Linked DNA regions of Homo sapiens: region 2 is linked to region 1. The links are chromatin loops, found by intact Hi-C in ENCODE. Cell type or tissue: ovary. All regions are shown on one strand. Each heading gives the region's core, and the rest is flanking DNA. Links, peaks and the distances in the headings are about the cores only.

Region 1 (2,913 bases), core at 290-2,789:
TAACAGGTAGATTCCACTTACGTTAAAAGAAAAAGAAACAAGCAAACAAAAGTGTTGGGGTATGTGGGAATCCACACGGGAAAGTTTTGGGGGAAATTCACCCGAATGCTAATGGGGCCTCTCTCTGGAGAGGAGAGGAACGGGGCGAACAGGAACAAACTGTCTTTCTCCACCATAAACTTCTTTGTTTTTTTGTTTTTCGAGACAGAGTCTCACTCTGTCACCCAGGCTGGAGTGCAGTGATGTTTCTTCAGCTCACTGCAACCTCCACCTCCCGGGTTCCAGCGATCCTCCCACCTCAGCCTCCCAAGTAGCTGGAATTATAGGCACCTGCCACCATGCCAACTAATTTTTGTATTTTTAGTAGAGACGGGATTCACCGTTGGCCAGGCTGGTCTCGAACTCCTGGCTTCAAGTGATCCACCCACCTTGGCCTCTCAAAGTGCTGGGATTGCAGGCGTGGGCCACTGTGTCCAGCCCTGTATTGATTTTTTCTTTTTTAAAACAACAAGTGTATCTCTATTTTATAATTTATGTACATAATTGAAGGGGAGATGCTATAACAACACAGTGAGCGGAATGGAGAGAAGTATGTGGAACTTTCTATCTATATATAAAAATACATGCAAATACAGAATAGTGGTAGGACTAATGAGGACAATTACTTTCTCTTGGGTTTGTCAAACACGATCCTTCTAAAAATATAAAAGTCAGTCAAAAGTAAAATGCTTTTAAAAACTGAACTCAGGCCGGGTGTGGTGGCTCACACCTGTGATCCCAGCACTTTGGGAGGCTGAGGCGGGTGGATCACGAGGTCAGGAGTTCGAGACCAGCCGGGCCAACATGGTGAAATCCCTTCTCTACTAAAAATACAAAAATCGCCTGTAATCCCAGCTACTCAGGAGGCTGGGAATCGCTTGAACCCAGGAGAAGGAGGTTGCAGTGAGCTGAGATCATGCCACTGCACTCCAGGCTGGAGCGAGACTTAAGTCTCAAACAAACAAAAAAAAAACTGAATTCAATCTAACTGAACGCTTTAACTGGGTGAATTCCATGGCATGTGAAATTCACATGTCAATGAGGCTATTATAAAAACTAATGAAATAAGTTAGCTGGGCGGGGTGGTGGGTACTTGTAATCCCAGCTAATTGGGAGGCTGAGGCAGGAGAATCACTTGAACCCAGGAGGTGGAGGTTGCAGTGAGCTGAGATCGTGCCACTGCATTCCAGCCTGGGCAAAAAAAAAGCCAAATTCCATCTAAAAAAAAAAAAAAAAAAAACCTAATGAAATACCTTGTAAGTGAATTAAATTCAGTGTCAAGTTGGAAGCCGCCGGTGTAATACACCCTTGGTTCCTCACGGGGGCACTCACGCCATTCTTACAATGCTCACCCGTGACATGGGACCTGGTTCACCCAGTCAGAATGTTAAAGGAGTGGGCCGAGGTCACCTCTGTGAATTCCTCAGGAGGACAGACCTTACAGAGGCCTTGGTCTCACTCCCAAGGGGCATCTCTCCTCAGGAGGCCGGGTAGCATGACTCCCATGGCACTGGATAGGGTCTCTGAGGAGGCACAGGCTCAACGCCTAGGTCTGCCATTTACCAGCCATGTGATCTTGGGCAAGTAACTTCAGCTTTTTGTCTCAGTTTCCTCACCTGTAAAATGGGGGTAATAGTAGCATCTAAATTATAGGGCTGGGCTGGGCATGGTGGCTCCCGCTTGTAATCCCAGCACTTTGGGAGGCCAAGGCAGGCAGATCACTAGAGCTCAGGAGATCAAGATGAGTCTGGGCAAAATCCCGTCTCTACTAAAAATACAAAAATCAGTCCGGTGTGATGGCATATGCCCGTGGTCCCAGACACTCAGGAGGCAGAGGTAGGAGAATCACTTGAGCCTGGGAGGCAGCGAATGAGATCGCACTACACTCCAACCCGGGCAAGAGTGAGACCGTGTCTCAAAAATCAGTCATAGAGCGGGGTAAAGACTGAGTGCATTACTCTATATTAAACGTTTAAGTCTGGGCCTGACATTCTACAAGGCACTATGTGTGTCCCTGTTATCATTAATGTAGGGTGGGGGTGTCGCCAGGCATTATTGTGATTATCTATTATCACTGCTGTTCCTACTTGTGCTGCTGTTCAGGGCCTAAGAAGGCAGTTATTAAGGGCAACGCAACATCAAAGACTGGAGGCACGGGTCCTAGTCCCAGCTGTTCTACCAAGCCACGTGGGACCTTGGATCAGCTGTTGTCCCTCCCCAGGTTCCCTTTTTCTCCATCTATAAAAAGGGGACTGGGGTTCAATAACGGCAGGGTTTCCCAAACTTTGGTCAGTTCCCAGCTACATCATTCGTGTAGTATGCATGTACTCATTCTCTTGTTGTTTTAATATGCTTAATCAAGTCACTTAGACTTAATTTCTCAACTTACTTAAGAGGAAAATTTATTACAATCACAAAAGGAAAAGTAGTATTATTTTCCGTAACAGGAGTCCCCTATACAAATACATAACAGGCCAGGCGCAGTGGCTCACGCCTGTAATCCCAGCACTTTGGGAGGCTGAGGCAGGCGGATCACCTGAGGTCAAGAGTTTGAGACCAGACTGGCCAACTTAGTGAAACCCCCATCTCTACTAAAAATACAAAAATTAGCCAGGCATGATGACAGGCACCTGTAATCCCAACTATTTGGGAGGCTGAGGCAGGAGAATTACTTGAACCTGGGAGGAGGAGGTTGCAGTGAGCCGAGATTGTGCCACTGCACTCCAGCCTGGGTGACAGTGAGACTCCATCACACACACAAAAAAACCAAATTCATAACAAATAACAGAAGGTTATTTCTGATAGACAGAATCCGTCCTGTTGAAGACTCCAAGTGTGAGGGCTGCTGTTTATCTGTCTGTTGAAGGGAGATCA
Region 2 (2,913 bases), core at 111-2,610, 110 kb after region 1:
CCCAGCCCCCACAACTCCCAGCACTTCCCTCCCTCAGAGCCCCCACTGTCCATCCTGCAGTTGTTGGTTCAACTGCCTGCCACCCACCTTCCATCTCTCCTCCAGGGCAGTGGTCAAGGTCTGTTTCTTTCTAGCTCAGCCCCTGGCACAACACCTGATTATTAAATGACTGAAAGCATGACGGAGAAATGGAAAGAAAATGGAGTTTCAACGCTTTAATCAACGGTCCAAGATCAGGCCTTGGTGGGTGGGGACAGAGACTGATCATGAAGGGGCACGAGGGAACTTCCTGGCGTCCTTGCAGTGTTCTATATCTTGACAGGGGTTTAAAGTATTCCTTTACCAAGATTCATCAAATGCTAACTTGAGATCAGCAATTTCACTGTATGTAAATTTTAAGCAAAAAACTCAGAAGTGTAAACAGATCTTAAACTCTAGCTAATGATTTACTTGGAAGTGGGTGCATGAAAGAATACTAATATATTTCGAAGGAAGTTTCAGATATCAAAAAAACTAGGTTCAGTGGCTCAGGCCTGTAATCCCAGTATTTTGGGAGGCTGAGGTGGGAGGATGGCTTGAGGCCAGGAGTTCAAGACCAGACTGGGCAACATAAGGAGCCCTCACGCCTACAAAAAATTTAAAAATTAGCCAAACACAGTAGTGTGCACCTGTAGGGCCCAAGCTACCTGGGAGGCAGAAGCGGGAAGATCATTGGAGCCCAGGAGTTGGAGGCTGCAGTGAGCTATGATCACACCACTGCACTCTAGTCTGCGAGACAGAGTGAGACCCTATCTCAAAAACAAAAAACAAAACAAAAGTAGCCGGTTGGCTGGCTGATTAGCTATCTGGTTAGACAGACAGATATGTGACAAAGCAAGTTTAGCAAAATGTTAACTGTGGCTCTAGGTACCAACTATATGACTGCTCACAGTAGAATTCTTTCGACTTTTCTGTAGGTTTAAGAATGTTCATAGTAAAATGCTGGGGGGAAAATATTACATATTATACAGACAGGACTAAAAATACCTCTTACTGCAAACGAGCTGAGTAGCTTTCACTGAATGTTCCAAACCAGTGATTTGCAACCCTGAACCACCTGGAGATCTTGTTAAAATGAGTTTGACTTGGTAGGTCTGGGATGAGGCCTGAGACCCAGCATTTCTAGCAAGCTTCCGGGGGATGTCGAGCATTCCAACTGGTCCAAGGACCTCTGCTTTCAGCTGGGACCTAATAAATGATCTCCTTTGGCCTTGATCCCCTTATCTACAAGACCCTCCTCCCCCAAACCTAAACCACAGACTCAGTGCCAATGAGAAAAAAGGCAGGAGACTGGGGACCGGCCGGAGCTCTGGCAGTCTTGGTCAGCCCTGCCCAGGCTCCCAAAAGCCTCGGCAGCCCCAGAGCCAGAAGGACAGATGGGAGGAGCCCCACCAAGCAGCCAGGGCTGGAATAGACATCTGAGTCATGGAGTGGGAGCAGGGCCAGCTGGGGAGGATTGGCCGACTCAGTGACTCAGCACGAAGTGGCCTGGAGGAGCCAGCCCTGCCAGCTCCCACCCACGCCCTGCCTGACCTGACCCCAGCCGCCCCAGGCCTTGGCTGATCACTCTGAGGACAGGCGACAGGTGATGGATGGCCTGCTGCTGCTCTGAGGATGGGAGAGCAGCAAGCCTGGACTCTCCCCATCTTCCTGGCTCCACTGTGATTCAATCCCTGAGAGTGATGGGAAAACAAGCAAACAGGTTGTCCCGTTGTCCTCCTCCCCAGATCACAGGGCTCAGGTCTGGGACAGAGAGAGGAGGTGAAGCCAACAACAAATCGAGTTGCAACCCGTTTTCAAGAAGGGGCTGCTGACGTCCCCAAAGGAAGAGCACCGAGCCCAAAGCCACAAGTCTAGCTGATTCTCACAGGACCTGGTTCCTACCCTTCCTTGCCCCCATCTCAATTGCTAGGCTACGTTGCTAGGTAGTTATGTGGTTATTTTGTTTGTTTGTTTGTTCATTTGTTCGTTGTTTGTTTGAGACAGGGTCTCAGTCTGTTGCCCAGACTGGAGCGATCTCAGCTCACTGCAACCTCCGCCTCCCGGGCACAAGCAATTCTCCTGCCTCTGCCTCCTAAATAGCAGGGATCACAGGTGCTCAACACCATGCCCAGCTAATTTTTGTATTTTTAGTAGAGATGGGATTTCACCATGTTGGTCAGGCTGGTCTCAAACTCCTGATCTCAGGTGATCTACCTGCCTCGGCCTCCCAAAGTGCTGGGTTTATAGGTGTAAGCCACCACACCTGGCCTTGAACAAGATTTTTAAAAGCACTTAGCATCACTGAATTGCATACTTAAAATGGTTAAAATGGCAAATCTTAGGTTACATATATTTAACCCCCCAAAATGCAACATTAAAAAAAAAAATAAGGCTCTTGACACCATGCCAAGCCTTCAGAACATCTGTGCATACATCAGTCCCCTTCCTCTTTCTTGCTGGTAATACTTGAACAGGATGAAGGCAGAGAAGCAGCTTAATCTGATGTCCTGTGAGGCCTCATGCACACTTCACCCTTATGCAAGACATAATATACGTGCCACATGTACTGAGCACCTCCCCATATAACACAACAATAAATTACCACTACAGGCCCACCGTGTGCCTGGCTGTGTCTTAGGCACTGAGGTTACAAGGTGGATACTGCCACGTGAAGCCTCTAGCCTAACACAAAGCCATTATTTAGCCAAGACCCTCCCATTCAGCAGTTACAACCAAGCGAAGTGACATGATTGTGCACAACAGCCAGTCGTGAGTTCGAATCTCTGCTCTACTACTCAGGTCGAGCAAGGCACTTATGTCTGCGATTGTTTGTCTGTAAAATGAGAAAAATAGTACCAAGTTCACCAGGACTGCTGTGAGAGTCAAGTGAGA

The links. Hi-C counts contacts between places; a loop is a spot of excess contacts. Peaks named below come from ENCODE experiments on the same cell type or tissue, not always from the same donor. Only the 100,000 strongest peaks of a DNase experiment are listed, where the experiment ranks them.
Region 2: it touches region 1 in a loop (2.3-fold over the local background); 6 of 110 quality-filtered maps call a loop at or near these places.

The regions. Positions count from the first base shown.
Region 1 is chr16:16,126,283-16,129,195 of GRCh38, reverse strand. All of the region lies in intron 26 of ABCC1 (ATP binding cassette subfamily C member 1 (ABCC1 blood group)), which reads right to left. Among named protein-coding and RNA genes, the nearest start is that of ABCC6, 96 kb to the left of the region's middle. In ovary, for the core only: a CTCF peak has its summit at 1,367; a DNase peak (open chromatin) is centred at 1,375.
Region 2 is chr16:16,020,812-16,023,724 of GRCh38, reverse strand. The region is part of intron 5 of ABCC1 (ATP binding cassette subfamily C member 1 (ABCC1 blood group)); the gene reads right to left. Among named protein-coding and RNA genes, the nearest start is that of ABCC1, 73 kb to the right of the region's middle. RefSeq lists an enhancer at 1,359-1,653. In ovary, for the core only: no CTCF peak of the experiment used is centred there; a DNase peak (open chromatin) is centred at 1,484; H3K27ac peaks cover 1,348 bases.